Linked DNA regions of Mus musculus: region 1 is linked to region 2. A link is a loop called in an ENCODE intact Hi-C map of the cell type or tissue named here. Cell type or tissue: gastrocnemius. All regions are shown on one strand.

Region 1 (8,000 bases), 52 kb before region 2:
TTTTAATAAAATCAGTTTTACAAACAATGCTGTGGCCTAACGAGGTTTAATAAGTGTCTTATTAATGTTTTTAAAGGAACAGGTTTCCGAGGTTGGCCAATTACTGGTTAAGTATCGCTTAGATGATGGGTGTGCACGTCTGTCTAGAGTATATCTATAATGACTTTTCATGGCCCGTGGTTACATGGCCTTTCAGCCATGGTAGATGCTGTAAATGCAGGTGAGCTGAAGACCTGCTCACCTGCTCACCAGCCCAGGTACCCTAGAGTCACCGGTGAGATGACACCCCTTTGTCAATAACCCTCTTTGGGTCTCACTGTGTAGCTCAGGCTAGCCGCCCCTCGAGCTCTGAGAGGACACGTGAGCCACACACCTGGCCCTTGGATGCACTTTAGAACAGTCCTAATAAGGGACCCTCTCTTCTACACACTGTAAGCAAACGGTTAGCTACAAGTTTACTTCTAAGGCAAAGCACCGGCTTCCCATCCGGGAGCACCTCGGTACTGACCAAAAGATGCAAATTCTCCAACGTGGTTCCAGAGACTGGTGCATGTGAAAATGTAAATGTTTTTAAAATAATCTTCAGAAGACAAGGTGGCTCTTTTTTTTTTCTTCACAGAAAAGCCAAAGTAACAGGTGTTTAGGGGACACGGGAGGTGACTGGACTCTTAAGGATTGAGTAGTATGGACATGGTATCACCTTGGTTTCAGACCAGGCAAGGGAAAGGAGGCCTGTGAATTATCATCTCTGTAAGTCAGATTAACACACACACACACACACACACACACACACACACACACACACACACGTCACTAAGCCTCAACAACAAACTGGATCAACAGGGAGAAAATATGTGACCCCCCAAACCAAGCTGTTGAAATAACCTGTTCAAACAAGGAAGGAGGAGAGAGGGAGGGGGGAGGGAGGCAGAGGGGAGAGGAGAATGAAGGCATTCAGAGCCTTTGGAAACAAACCTGCATTTTCAGCATACCATAGCCCCGACCTATTTTGAAAAGAGACAATATCCAAATTTGGACAGATTTAGGAGTCAGACCTCTGCGTACCCCCATGTCTGGGACTCCACAGATATTCTACCACACAGGCTCAGTTGATGGTTGCTCTGTGAGCCAGACTTGACTTGGAGTGACTGTCACAGGCCAACTCTTACGGTGTGAATATCAAATGTCCCCTACAGGGCTATTTATTGAATGCTTGGTCACCAGCTAGTGGCACTATTTGGGGAGAGTGTGGAAAATGTAGGAGATAGGATGTCACTGGAAATATTAGGTTACTAGGGGCATGCCCTGATGCCTGGTCCCCAGACCCTTGACTCCACTCAGCCATCTCTGCCACATGCCCCTGCCATCATGATGTATGTCAAGGCTTGCCACAGTCCCACACAAATGGTCATGTGCTGCACCATTTGAAATGTATTCTGCCTTGATAATGTTAGCTGTGTTGTGTTTTATGAAAGAGAGAGAGAAAGAGAAAGAGAGGAAGAGAGAGAGAAAGAAGAAAAGGAAAGGGAAAAGCCTATATATGTTTGGGAGAGGCACAGTATGGTGAGGTGAAAGGGGTTCCTCTGTTGGCCCTTGCCGAGGCATCCCTTCCCCCTGAGGTACTGGTATAGAATAGAGTTTATTTGGGGCATGGGGAGGAGAGTTGAGGGAATAGAGGCAGAGAATGGCAGAGAGAGAGACAGACAGACAGACAGACAGATAGAGTGTGTGTGTCTAGAGGAGAGGCCAGCCAAGAACACATGGAGAGAGAGGAGAAAGGGAATGGAGGAGGGGAGAAGGGACTGAGAGGGTAAGAGAGTGAGGTGGGGGCACATAACCCCTTTTACAGTGAGTCAGGCATGCCTGGCTGTTGCCAGGTAACTGTGAGGCGGAGCCTAGAAGTAATGGTAACAAACTATACTGACACAGTCATGAGAGAGCAACGTACACACTGGGGAATGTGTGTGGGACGCAGAAAGGAGCTGATGGTGCTAGCCATAAGATCCAGGAGCCTGGTGAGGTGAGCTTGTGGCCAGTCACATGTGGTTTTCTTTAGGTGCCAGTCCTCCCCCAGAACCACGTCTGTCACAAAAAAAAAAAAAAAAAAAAAAACCAATAAGATCACAGAGCTTTTCCTCTAGCCAACAGCCTGGCAGTGTCCCCATCTCTAAGGCTTAGTTTGCTTAACAAGTCCAGCTAGAAAATGTCTGATGCCACCATCATCCCACTCTGCAGCTACTTGGAGCATCTCAGCTAAGAGCAGTTTTGCCTGGCTCCAGCTGTGACCCACTTCTGCTTGACCTGGTGGGCATTAGAATTAAAAATACCTTGCCCATCACCCCGCCCAGAGGCATGTGCAGCTGTGGGGGAAGCCCTGTGTCTAAGCACACATGCCCACAACAGCAGTAGAATGCACAACCTGTCCTGCGTCTGCACGTCTGCATGTCACCTGTGTTGATAACTGGCACCTTACCTGGTCATGCGGAGCTGGCAAACCCCCATGAATGTGACAGGGCAGGTAGAGTGATCCTTGACACTGCTTCTCACAAAGTGCCGGGTTCCACATCAGTGTCAGAGGACAAACACATTAGGTCCCTTGAGACTTGGGGCATCAATACCATGAGTCATTCAAGTACCATTATCTGAGGAAGCCACATTGCCTGACACAGACAACCACACAGAAGAGCCATAAGGGACATACCATAGTGGTACCAACACCATGCCTCCCACTTAGAGTATCTACACTCATAAAAATCAACGTTTGCCCTCTCTGTGGTTTCCCCGTGATAGTTAATCTTACTTGTTAACTTGATTAGACAGAGATACGCCTAGAAGATTAGTACAGCCCACCTCTGGGTGTACCTCTGGTTTGACTTGACCAAATGTTTAAGCCATTCAAGGATTCAGGACTTGAACAGAATTCGAAGTGATAGGACTGTAGAGGGTGAGGTATACTTGGAGAAGTGGGTCATTGAGGTGTCATATTAGGTTTCCTTTGTTGTGATGAAACCTTGACCAAAAAGCTACCGGGAGGGGCAAAGAGTCTGGCTTACAGTTTTCACATTCATCATCATCACCATCACCACCATCATCACCATCACCACCACCATCATCATGAGGACCTAGCACAGAACCTGAAGCAAAGAACATAGAAGAATGCTGCCTACTGGCGCATCCACCTTACTCTCTTATACAACCTAGTATAGCCTAGGGTGGCACTGTTCACAGAGAACTTGGACTCCATAGGAATCATTGATTACGAGAATGTTCCACACAGACTTGCCTGCAGGCCAATATGACAGAAATGACTCTTCAGTTGAGGGTCCCTCTTCCCAGGTGACTAGCACAGGGAGATGTCTGCAGAGTCCATCTCAGCCCTTGCTCCTTCCTATTCTGCCTGTTTCTTACCTGTCATGGAGAAGCCCCTCAGCCCCACCGCACCCTTCCACCATGATGCTTGGTCTCACACAAGCATGGGAACAGTGGACTCTGCAGACTGAACTGAAAGCACTGGAACTCAAACAACTCCACTCTCCCCTCAGGGATTACATCAGTGCAGCAGGAGGCCTGTGATTGGACAGGGAAAGGGGAAGCGGAGTTGCAGAGACAGAGAGCATCTCAGGGGGAGAGAAAAAGGCCAAGATGGAGGCGGACGTGAACCAGCATGGCTTTAACCAGCCACACGTAGTTATGATATCATAAAGGTTAGAATATTGGGATAATTTGTCTAATCTAGGAGGGCCAGTATTACTTGGCTTGATATTATTGTGTGGGCATCTTGTGTACTGAGAATTATTGATACATAAATCTGATCGGTTAATTATAAGGTTCAAGAGTTTTGCTTTACTTTGTTTCTGGAATGTGGGACCGCAGATGGTGGAGAGGAAACTAGAAGCTACAGGGACAAGCGAGCCAGACGCTGCAGGGGGCTAGCTGGAGTCGCCTGCAGCAGGAGCACGGGGAGGCCATGTGGTCTACCAGTTATGGTAGCACGGGAAGCCTGGCGGTCCACTTTTTTAATATTTCCTGCAACAGTGGTCTCACTCAGATGTTTTGTCAGAGGCACAAAACCCTAGCACGCCGTTCAACTCCGATATGATAACAACCTGTGCCCCAACACACTGGTCACATCCAAGGGAGCAGCTATGCCATGAGATGCTGTAAGCACAACACTGTATGACAAACTGATGCCCTATGACATCGCTTTCAGAGAAATCCAGTTATTTAGGAGGCCTCACCAATAAGGGCAGAAGAGATAATGATTTTACCAGATATATAGACCTTACATTAAGACACACAAAAAAATGGGGAAAAAAACATGCTAATATAATACCTGCTAAATCATGACCCTCCAGAGACACTCAAATGTCTGATAAAGGACCCAAAAGAATGATTTTTTTTAAGTCCAATGAGATCAGTAAAATACAAACAGTTAAATTGAAAGATGAAGCTGGTCATGAGTAAGAACATAGGCAAGAAATGGAGTTTGGTTTTTTTTTTGTTGTTTTTTGGTTTTTGTTTTGTTATTTTTTGGTTTTTGTTTGTGTGTATTTTTTGTTTTGTTTTTGGGTTTTTGTTTTGTTTTTGTTTTTGTTTTTCTGAAACAGGGTTTCTCTGTATATCCCTGGCTGTCCTGGAACTCACTCTGTAGACCAGGCTGGCCTCAAACTCAGAAATCCGCCTGCCTCTGCCTCCCGAGTGCTGGGATTAAAGGCGTGTGCTACCATGCCTGGCAGATTTTTTAAATAAGGATGCCGTTAAAAAAAAGAAATCCAAACCTGAGAATTCTGTGTTTCATATAATAATTAGTTAAAAGAATGAACAGCAGACTAGATCAAACAGAAGAAGCTCAAGTCTTGAAAATAGGCTTTGCAAAATAGCACCCAAGAAAGGGGTGTTGGGAACAAGAAAGAAGAGAGCACACAAGAGCTGCTGAACACCATGAAAAGGCCGGTCTTGTATAAGCAAATGTAAAGAAATAAAGGGGCATGGAAAACCCATTTGACGAACTGAAACAGGAAACATCCCTAGTCTTGGGAATGACACAGGTACAAGAGGCCTATAGAAGCTCAAATAGATACCACCAGAAAAGACCCTCACCGTGACAGTCAAACAGTCAGAAGTGCAGGACAGAGCACTTTAACTGCTGGGAGATAAAAATGCTAAGCCACTTAAAAGCAGCCCCATTAAGGTAACAGCAGATTTTTCTTAAGTATAAGTCCTATGCCAGTGATGCATTTCAGGTCCTGAAAGAAAATAAATGCCAACCAACATGGCTGTACTCAGCCAAACTACCATTTAGGATCAAAAGAGAAACGGGCAACATCCGAGTTAAACCACACTGCAGAAGCTAGTCTGGTGCCACACACCTGTGACCCCGGCACATAAAAGGCAGAGCCAGAGGATCTGCGAGTCTGAGGCCAGGCTGGGATACATAGTGAGAGCCTGTCAAGGCAAACAAATGAGCAAAAACCCTCGCTATAGATCAAGTAGGTTTAACAGACATTTACAGAACAATCCAGTGGCTCTAAAGGGCATATTCTTTCCACCAGCACCTAAACCTGGATGTGTCAGGGCAGGGGTTGTGTTGGGGGTGGGGTGACACCCAGAGGGGGGCTTCTCCTTCTCAAAAGAGAAGGGACAGGTGGGATGAGGAGAGGACTTGATTGAGGGGTACTGGGAGGACAGGAAGGGCTGACATTGGGTTGTAAAGTGAATAAGTAAAATTTTAAGAAAAGAAAACATGAAGCTACAAATGTCTTTATAATGTAAAGAAATGAAAGCATAGCATCAGATACTGTATCTTTCCTGATCACTGTGAGACGAAATTAAAAATCATAGAGAAATTTTGGAAATTATGTAAACATAGGTATGTAACAACACCCTTCTCGGGTGAACTGCATGTGTATTGAAAAATTACATGAGACAATGGAATGGGACCAAATGCCACAGCCTGTGGGCTGTGAACAGGGGAGGGGATTGCCTTAAGGGAAAAGAGACAGGACAACAGATTAAAGGGAGTTCAGAGGAGGAATACCGTGGGTGGAAGGGTTTGGACAGGGAGGGAGGCAAGGGACTGAGGAGATGAGACTGTAGGGATGAGAGAGTAGAAAGAAACCATGTGGAAAGGCAGATGGACCATCAGGGAGGTGACATACTGTTCTCCGAACTGACTAAAGACTCACTGCACCCAGACTCAGAGGAAACAGGTAATTTAACCCTGGCTAAGCACCCATACATGGGAAACTAGTCGGTCCATTGAGGAAATAGACTTCTGATAGTTAGCTAAACTTGCAAAATTGCTCGATAGTTAAATAAATCCTAGCAACTTGAGCTCAGTCCATGAATGAGACGTGATGAAAGAAGAGAACTGACACATTCAAGCTGCCCTCTGACTGGCATACATTGACCATGCTGCATGCGCCTCTCCATGCCCCTGATAAAGAAGTGATAAATCTGTAAGCTAATTAAAATAATTGATTCACATGGAGTTTGAAGTATGGACAAAAGAAATAGCATTTTTTTAAAGGGCACTCACTAGTAGAGTGGATCAAACTGCAGGAACTATTTGTTGCCTCCCATGAATGTACCTCACCACAAAATACAGACACTGCCTTAGGGTGAAAGGATGGAGACAGTATTCTAAGCAAATGGACTTACGAATACAGGAAGGCATCCCTGTTCTACTATCTCACAAAATAGATTTTAAACCAAAAGTAATGAGAAGAGATATTATGACTCTTATAACATATATGCCAGAAATAGGTTCACCAAATTTCATAAAGCAAATACTATTAGATATAAAGTCACAGAGTAACACAACACAATAATACTTGGCAAGTTCAATATCCCACTCTCAGCAATCGACTGGCCATCCTGACACGAATTAAGCAAACACCTGAATTAAGTGACATCGTAGATCAAATGCATTTAACCGGCGTCTACGGTATATTCCATTCAAACCCTACAAACTACACATCCTTCCAAGCCCCCAGAACTGTCTCTAAAATAGATTCGGACACAAAGCCAGTCTTAACAGATAAATGAAAATCGAAATGATTCCTTGTATTCTGTTGATCACAACAGAGTAAGACTACAGATCAATAGCAAGAGAAGCCCCAGAGCACACACGGATGTATGCATGAAGGTCAAACAACACACGACTCAACAATGACTCAGGCCTTTAAAAAAGCAAGGAGGAAATAAGAACACTTCTAAGATCAAGTGAAAATGGACATTATCACAAGCCTCAGCCTGTGGGGTACAGAAAGCAAAACTAAGAGAGAAGTTCATGGCTTTAGCGCCTGCATTAAGCAATCAAAGATATCTCAGACAAATGACTTAATTATATACCTTACATATCTGAGCAAAAGAACAAGCCAAGTCCCAGATCAGTCGACAAAAACAAATCATTACTACCAAGGCAGGAATGAATGGAATGGGGAGAAATAATCACTAATACAGAGAATTGGCTCTTTAAAAGGATGAAACGTGACAGACAAACCCTTAGCCAAACTAACCAAGAAAGTGAAGACATGAATTAAAAACTTTTATTAGATATGGAAAGGTAATACACACACACACACATATGCACACACAACTAAATTCAAAGATGTCGAGAAATGGATGAATCCCTGGAAACCTATGACCTCCACAATTAAGCCAAATGTGAGAAACAATTTAAGCAGATATGTACCAAAGAGTGAGATTAAAGGACTAATTTTAAAAAGCTATTATGGAATCAACCCTAGATGTCTATCAGCTAGTTGGTAATGAAAATGTGGTACATGTGCACAACGGATTTAAAAGATAACATTATGTAGTCCCAGTACATCATAAGATAATTTTAAAACGAAATTTTTGAAAGTGTTTCAACAGAGGTAACCAGGTTGGGTGGACAACACTGTTTCCAGAAAACATGAATTATTAAATGTGAATGTGAGTACTAGGCATGGTATATCTCTCTATGAGGTTTTGGTCAGGTAGGTGTCCAAAGCCTC
Region 2 (8,000 bases):
TAGCAACCAATATCACAAACACCTGGCAATGAGCTTTATCAGTGGGCACACACCTGGGTTCAAGGGATGGTCAAAACATTGGCAGACACAGGGGTTCAAGGAGTGGCCAGAGCATTGTGCACCTCTATTTTTCTAAATCAGTGAAGCTAGTTCTGCTAACAATGAAATCTATTTTGCCAATTTCAGGGCTTCTGTGACCTTTTACATTCTGTCAGGATCTTTCATTGGCATCCTGTATAACGAATGCTCCAATGTCCTTGCTTTAGTGGTAAACAGATCTGTGTACTTTCCCTTAATATTGCTTTATTATAAGCAATATTTATTTATAAGCAATATTTATAAGCTTTATTATAAGCAATATTTATTGCTCCTAAGGATTGATATTTTTGACATATAGCTAAGTTAGATTCTAGGCAGTCCTTGATCCGACCTTGGGCATGGATAGCTAAGGTCACTGCCCTACACAGAAATTTACCATTATCTAGGAAGAAGGAAGTTTGTGACCTAAAGAGGAACCGGAGTAGATACTTAGAACTATAGATAGCTGAGTTACACCCATACACAAGTATTTACAATGGCCTAGGGGGAAGGTGGACTATACTATAGACTAGAGTAGGAACTATGGCAAGGGCACGAAGCCCTTGCCCCTGGCTTCTAAGATTAAGTGGACCTTAGGTGGAGCTGTTTTTGATCCCAGTTGTTAACATTGAGTTTTACCCCAGTTGGTTCCTGCCAGTTCTTCCATGTTTGCGTTCCTCTGTTTTGTGTAAGAATCCAGTAACCTCTTTGTACTTTGCCGGTGTGTCATCCAACTTCCCTATTTTCTTCTGTATAAAAAGTTTGATGCTCGATTTGACAAATTACATTCAGATCCACACTCCCTTGTGTTGAGTCTGTCTGTCAATTCCCACCAACTCCTTGCCCACCTGTGACCAGAGACCCGTTCCACACAGACATGGGACCAAGACGGTCTGTGGCACACATACATAATTAAAAACCCTGAAGAGATTAAGAGTATAAGGAATTGAAGCCAACATAATAATGACTATACATGAGAAACCTATAGCCAATATTATACTAAGTGGAGGAAAAGCCAAAACAATCCTAATAAAATCAGGAGAGAGACAGGACTCCACTTCCTTAGTCTATCAATGTGGTGCCCAGAGCTTTAGTTCGAGCAGTAAGACAAGAAATAAAGTGGACATGAACAAGAAGAGTAGACGTCAAAATTTTCTTTGGGGATGATATAGTCTCTAAATAGGAGTCCCTTAAAGACTCTCCCAGAAAATAGTTAATCTGCTGAACACTGTTAGCAAAAGGGCAGGATGGAAAGTCAAAATACAAAAACACTCTATATACCTTTTCTACATTTCTAAAACCAAACAAACTGAGAAAAATAATTCTATTCACTGTGACCTCAAAATAAAATAAATTACCTTGGAATAAACCTAACCTAGCAAGGATGAAAGCCTAAAAACACTGAAGAAAAGCATTGAAGAAGATACTAGACAGTGGTAACACACACTCTCTTTCACACACACACACACACACACACACACCATTTATGGAACTGTTGGAATTAGCATTGTGAAAATGGCCAGCCTACATAAAGCAAATTGCAGGTTCAATGTACTTCCAATAAAATTCTAACATCATTCTTTACATAGAGAAAAAATATCTTAAAAATTCATGTGGAAGCACAAAAGATCTCAAGAGGCCAAAGCAAGAACAATACCTGCTTTTAAGTCATACTTGAATCACGGGAACAAAGACAACATAGTACTGCACAAATCAGACACATACATCAATGTTACAAAATAGAGAACCCATCTATAAACCCCAAATGCTTATTTGCAGTCTTCTAGTATTGGTCAAGCATGTAAAAGCACACAATGCAGAAAACAAAGCAAATGGTGTTTTAAAGGAGTAGATATCCTGGCCTTTGTCATGGCTAAGACCAAGACGGCTGGGACTATAATTATGCCCATAGTCAGCCCCTACACCAAGTATGCTCCTGTGATCAACAAGGCAACTCCTTATTCCTTTTATACCTAGTACTTGTGAGAGACAATGGGAGCATGCCTGAGGTGCCCAGACAACCCCAGGCGCCTCAGACCCAAGCCTGGAATGGCTGAAAAACCTGTAAATACTCCTGATGATTGAAGAGGCCCTTCCCCTGTTGACCCTCAGTAAAAATGTGAAAAACCAAACCCCCAACACACAAAGTAGATACCCACATGCAGAAGAACCTAGCTAATGAAGGTAGATCCCCACCCAACCCCCCAGCGACAAGTGCTGGTTGTTATGACCTGAAGAACTCGGGGATGTCCTGACAAGGCAATGAGTGGATGAAAGGACAGACAGACAGACACACACACACACACACACACACACACACACACACTGTGGGGGATGTACTGGGATCAGGTGGGTAGCATGCTCTGGTAGAGATGCAAAGAAACTCAGGACATTCCTTTTATACATATGAAGGGGAGGTAGGTTTAGTGCATACAGTGAATAGGTTTAGTGAATCTTGGTGGTAGATCTGTGCAGATGTTCGGTCTCAGGCTGTGAACATTAGGGAAGAAGGAGTTGTAGGCTATACCTTCTGAACATACTGCTAAGATCTACACATAGGTCAAATCAAGGCTTTGCTGTCTCCCTGAGGCTGATCTGAGGATGGTCTTGCTATTCAAGATGGATCTGAGGCACTGGAGTCCCTGACACTCTGAGCTCATGTTGTACATTCACCTAGGGGTTCATCTGCTCCTTACACAAGCTCTCGGGGCTACTTCTGCTCCCCAAAGATGGGGAACATGTGGTCCAAAACAAAATCTAATACACCTTTGGTTGGAGTGTAAACCTACATAGCCACTGCACAAGTCACCCTGGAGGTTTCTTCAAAAGACTCAAAGGAGATTTATCACAGGACCCACAGCTTCTACCTGTTGGTTTTTATGCAAAGGGCCTCTGAGACCAGCAATGACTCTCAGAGAGCCTTGCCCAACAATGCTTATTTCTGCATTAATCACCATAGCTAAATTATGGAGTCACCCTGCCAAGGAATAAAGAAGATGTGTATAAACACAAGAGATTTCTTTTTTTAGTCATAAAGAATATAGTTGCGGGGAAGCAGATGCAACTGGAGATAGTCACATTAAGCAAGGTAAACCAGCCTTGGAATGACAAACACCGTATTTCTCTAATTCGCTTCGTGTAGTGAGAATTTTGGTTTAAAACCCCAGGTAATGTTATACGAATAAGTTTGTGTTTTAATAGCAGGTTAGCAGGTGTGGAGTATGTGGCTTGTTTGTCCACAGCCTTGAACCATGATTGTTTCATGCTGGGTGTGTGTGTATGGGCGGGGGGTTGGCGGGGAGGAATGGGATGTGATTTTTGCCAGCTGCAGAGAGTTTAATTCTGGGGACTCTGAAGAGGGTATACATGCCAGAGCCCTGAGAGGACCTGTGGCAGCAGCTGCTGCTGCTATAGTAAAGTTCAATCCTGGTTCAACAGGCCCATCTGCTGCTGCAGGGTCGCTGAGTTGTGACAATGAAGACTGGATTCCCTTAGGATCCTGATGTCCCTGAGAAGCAGGTCCAAAGAGGTCTCCACCCCCTTTCCCCTGTAACCTTCTTTCTCTCTTGCCTAGTGTTGGTGGGTTGGAAGGGATTAGGGTGGAATAAGGATTGGAAGGGTGGTAGATAGAAAACCCCAATAAGATCGCTGAATAAACATGCCTACAGTTTTGTTCCTAGGTTTTAAACAGATACACAAAGTCACTCATGTGTATATAACCTGAAAGCAGAAGTGTCCTGTGTAGGGCAGCAAGGAAGGCTATCAGGAGGCAGAAGGCTGGAACGGGGTGGGGGTGGGGGATGGGAATATGGCGCTATGCTCCCTGCACAGTGTGTGCCTTGTAAAAAAATGTCCTTAGGTAACACGGTACTATGTGCAATGAAAATTAAAGACAAACAAACGAATAATACCTCTGAGTTATCAGTCACTGTTTGAGTTTCTAGAACATTCTATGGTATTGATTTTGGTGAACTAACTGAAAACACGGAGTGGGGGGGGCAGACTGGAATGCTCGTTTTACAGCTGTTGGAAGACTCAAGTATGGAACCTGAGACTCTGCATTTAGGCCCTCTGTCCCTTACGGACAGGAGGCCTTCCAACATAGAATTCCTATTTTTAGAATGTAAGGGACTTCAAGGTAACAAAAGTCTTAGGGTGTGTTTTATTAAATGTCCAAACTGTCACAATGCCCAGCACAGAGTGTTCGGTTTCACAGTGGCTCTGCCATGCCAGCCACCAAAGGTCAGTCAGACCTGCCAACAGTGCTGAGGACTTGGTTCTGTGAATGCAAGCTTTCTCCAGGAGAGGCATCCTAGTGGGAAGTAGTTACAGTCCCCTTTTTCATACTCCCCAAGAATGTGGGGACCCAAAGAAAAGAGAGTGCTCACACTTTCTTTGCTTGCTGTGGGGGTGTTGCTCATACCTCTGTCCCCCCAAATTTCCTCCCTGTGAGAATGTCTGGCTAAGCAGACCTGTTAATAATGAGGCCACACTTAGTGGGTCTGGTTGGCTACAAGCCACTGGAGCCCAGTGCATGGTCTCTCAATCACTTGGCCCAGGCTCCTCAGATCTCACAGAGAGCAGGGCTTGCCCTGGCATGGTAAGCAGCTCTGATTTTTCTCTCAACGGGTGAGCATGTGCAGATGTGAGCTGTGGGATGCTGTTTTCTATGGAGGCAGGAAAGAGATCCCAGTCAACTAAATGGCCATGACTCAAAACAATCCCCTCCTGACATCTGAAGCATCGAGTTCATCTTTCCCTGTTATCCTACTGATGATACAGGTGCGTGTTCAAGAATCTCAACAAAAATGAAAACATTCTCAGAATGAGACATTGCTGTCACATATGTAACTAGTTCCATGATATAGACTCCATCTATGCTCAGGTGAGCTTTGTGTCTTAATCCTGTAAAATGCAGTCCCAATGTCACAGTCCAGAGTAGTGAAGTCACTAAAATTCAACCTGTATGTAAAGTCTCCAATTCCCACAGAGCAAAATCCAGAAGACATAATTCTGAAAAAAAATTAATTTAAAGATCATTTAAAATATACTTATGTATAATTAAGTTCAGACACACTAGTGAAACACTATAGTTTGAATACTTGGGAGATGGAGGCAGGGGGATTACAAGTTTGAAGCTGGCCTTGGCTACATATCAAACCCTGTCTCTCAAACAAAATGTGTGTGTGTGTGTGTGTGTGTGTGTGTGTGTGAGAGAGAGAGAGAGAGAGAGAGAGAGAGAGAAAGAAATTAAATTTTTAAAAAGAATAACTATTTTAGAAACAAAAATGGTAGATATCATTATAGACCAGTTGTACAATAAAACAGGCAATAATGTCATTTCATCATCTATAAGCATAAATGCTGCAGCTACAACAGCTGACAGACCAATGACATTCTGAGGACCTCAGGTCTGCTAGATAAGGATTCCTCTACTGGCATCTCTTTCTTAGATTTCATGTATGAAACTAGCTTTCTGGGGATCTCTCTCTCTCTTTCTTTCTCTCTTTACTCTGTCTTTCTCTCCCTCCCCTCCCCATTTTCTCCCTCTCTCTCTTTCCTTTTCTCCCTCCCCCTTTTCCCTCTCTCTCCTTTTCCTGCTCTCCCCCTCCCCTCCCCCTCTCCTTTTCTCTCCTCCCTCCCCCACTGTGTATGGTGTGTGTATATATGTATGTTTGAAACATGGTCCCTTTATGCAGCCCAGGCTAGCCTCTCATGGGGTTCCTGTCTCTGCCTCCCAAATGCTGAGATCACAGGCATGCCTGACTACACCTGGCTCTCAGGGTTTTCCACAAACTCACCCAACGCTTCCATGCACAGTCAGCTTGTGATCACGCACTTTCATGAAGTCAAATTTGCCCCGACTGCAGAACAGATTAGCACTGCCTAGCAGCCTTCACGGAATTTATACTCCCGGCACTGGGAATGACGTGGGGATGAAATAAAGACCATGGTGAATTGGAAATACTGCTGCTGACCACTTGAAATTATGGGGAAGACTGAAAAGAAAATTGGGCCTCTGAAAAAGTGTATAACCAGGATAGGTTGTGTGCAATTACACAGAGGTAGTCTGTAATAGGTGACCAATTTTCATGATCATTAGCTATTTTGAAGTTTTGCATTGTGATACACAGCTGCTTTTGTTCCCTTCTAGGGCACAGCAGCCTCTCTTGGAAGACACAGTTTTCTGTTTCTGTGCTGTGTTGTTCATCTTGAGGTTTCTCTATGGTCTTCTGTGGACCTACATAAGCATTCCTTACTGAATTCTCCCATCTTTCCGAAGCATCTTCTATGTTGTTTTAAGTATAGAGAAATCCACCAATCTTTGGCCCTTTGGGAATTCAACCTGATCTCACCGTCGTGCGTGGAGATTCATTCATGGACCAGTCAGAACTTGCTCCTAGCACGCTGCACCCTCCTATCCCTGAGTGGTGTGAGTACGAAGTGGTCCTCTAATTTTGATTCAAAGGAAAGGCCGTGAACTCACTAGTACAACACTTAAGGTTTTAAAGAATAACTGTGTAAGGAAAGATATTTGAAGATAAGGTTTGTAATCTCTTAATTTGGTCTTGCTCCCCAAGAATGAAGCAATTTTTCTGTTTATTACACAGATGCCAGGTCTGAGGGGAGGGAGCTAAAAAGTCCAGTTAAACCTGAATTTTTATAAAATGTAATTTTTTGTAAGACTGCCCCCTTGATATATTTGGGGAATATACTTATTTTATGAGACTAATTTAAACTAAGCATTATTTAGGATCACGTAGGATTTAGTTTTTAGAGTAAGTTACCATTTTAAACGATACTTAAAGGGAACACTAGTGGCAGGAACACTCTCCTTTCAGAGGTGACATCTGAGCTCAGTCTTGGAGTCGCCTTACAAGCTGACCACAGATACAGGGAGAATCGAAGAATCCCAACCACAGTATATCAGCTCCCTGTGGCTGCTGAAGCAAACTGCCACAACCTTGGTAGCATAAGACAGTGCAAACTCAGATTCACGTGGCCTTAGAAGCCAGAGGCCTGAAAATCAAGGTGTTCACCAGGCTGTGCTCCCTCTGCAATCTTGAGGGAAGACCTTACTCCTGTCTCTGCCAGCCTCTGTTATCCAATCATCCCACTGCTTTCTGCATGATGCTACATAAGGACACTTTCACACAAGTACACAATGTACATTGAGTACATTCCCATCCATGTCTCTGTCCCCTTCCCCTTCTAAGCCCTCCCCTTGCCTATTGGTCAGCCCTCTACCTTCTCTCTCTGTGTATCTCTCTCTTCCCATATATATGCAGTTTCATGTAGTCAAATTTGCCCAAACTATATTATATATATATATATATACAAATATATATATACACACAAATATATGCTGCTCAAGAGACTATCTTTCTCTCATACACACATATACAAAGAGATGTATTTATGCACGTGTGAGTATATATACACACCATATATATATATATATATATATATACACATACATATACAAATACATGCTACACAAGAGACCATATCTTTCTATCTCTCTATCTGTCTGTCTGTCTATTTCATACATACACACACACAGTGAGAGAGAGAGAGAGAGAGAGAGAGAGAGACGTATCTATGTGTAAATATATATATATATATATATATATACACATATATATATGTATATATAATTTCCATGTAGCTATATAAATATTAGGAACTACAGATGACACAGCTGAGCTAATACATGATTTTTTTTTCTGCCGCTCCCTTAAATAACTTAATATCTTGATCTCCAGTTGTCTCCATTTTCCTGCAAATGACATAATTCCCTTCTTATGGAAGAGCGCATCCCTCTGGGCTCATAGACCACATCTTCTCTGTCTACTTCTCAGTTGTCGGATGCTTAGAACAGCTCCATACTTAGCCGTGAGCAGCGCTGTAGTGAACACTGA

The links. Hi-C counts contacts between places; a loop is a spot of excess contacts. Peaks named below come from ENCODE experiments on the same cell type or tissue, not always from the same donor. Only the 100,000 strongest peaks of a DNase experiment are listed, where the experiment ranks them.
Region 1: it touches region 2 in a loop (6-fold over the local background); 2 of 42 quality-filtered maps call a loop at or near these places.

What each region holds. Positions count from the first base shown.
Region 1 is chr15:95,975,446-95,983,445 of GRCm38, forward strand. Ano6 (anoctamin 6) reads left to right here. Exons shown (of 20, transcript NM_175344.4): 20 at 1-27. Among named protein-coding and RNA genes, the nearest start is that of Gm41389, 68 kb to the left of the region's middle. In gastrocnemius, a CTCF peak has its summit at 1,196; no DNase peak of the experiment used is centred here; H3K27ac peaks cover 1,481 bases.
Region 2 is chr15:96,027,323-96,035,322 of GRCm38, forward strand. No RefSeq gene overlaps it. Among named protein-coding and RNA genes, the nearest start is that of Gm41389, 120 kb to the left of the region's middle. In gastrocnemius, a CTCF peak has its summit at 4,383; no DNase peak of the experiment used is centred here; H3K27ac peaks cover 1,705 bases.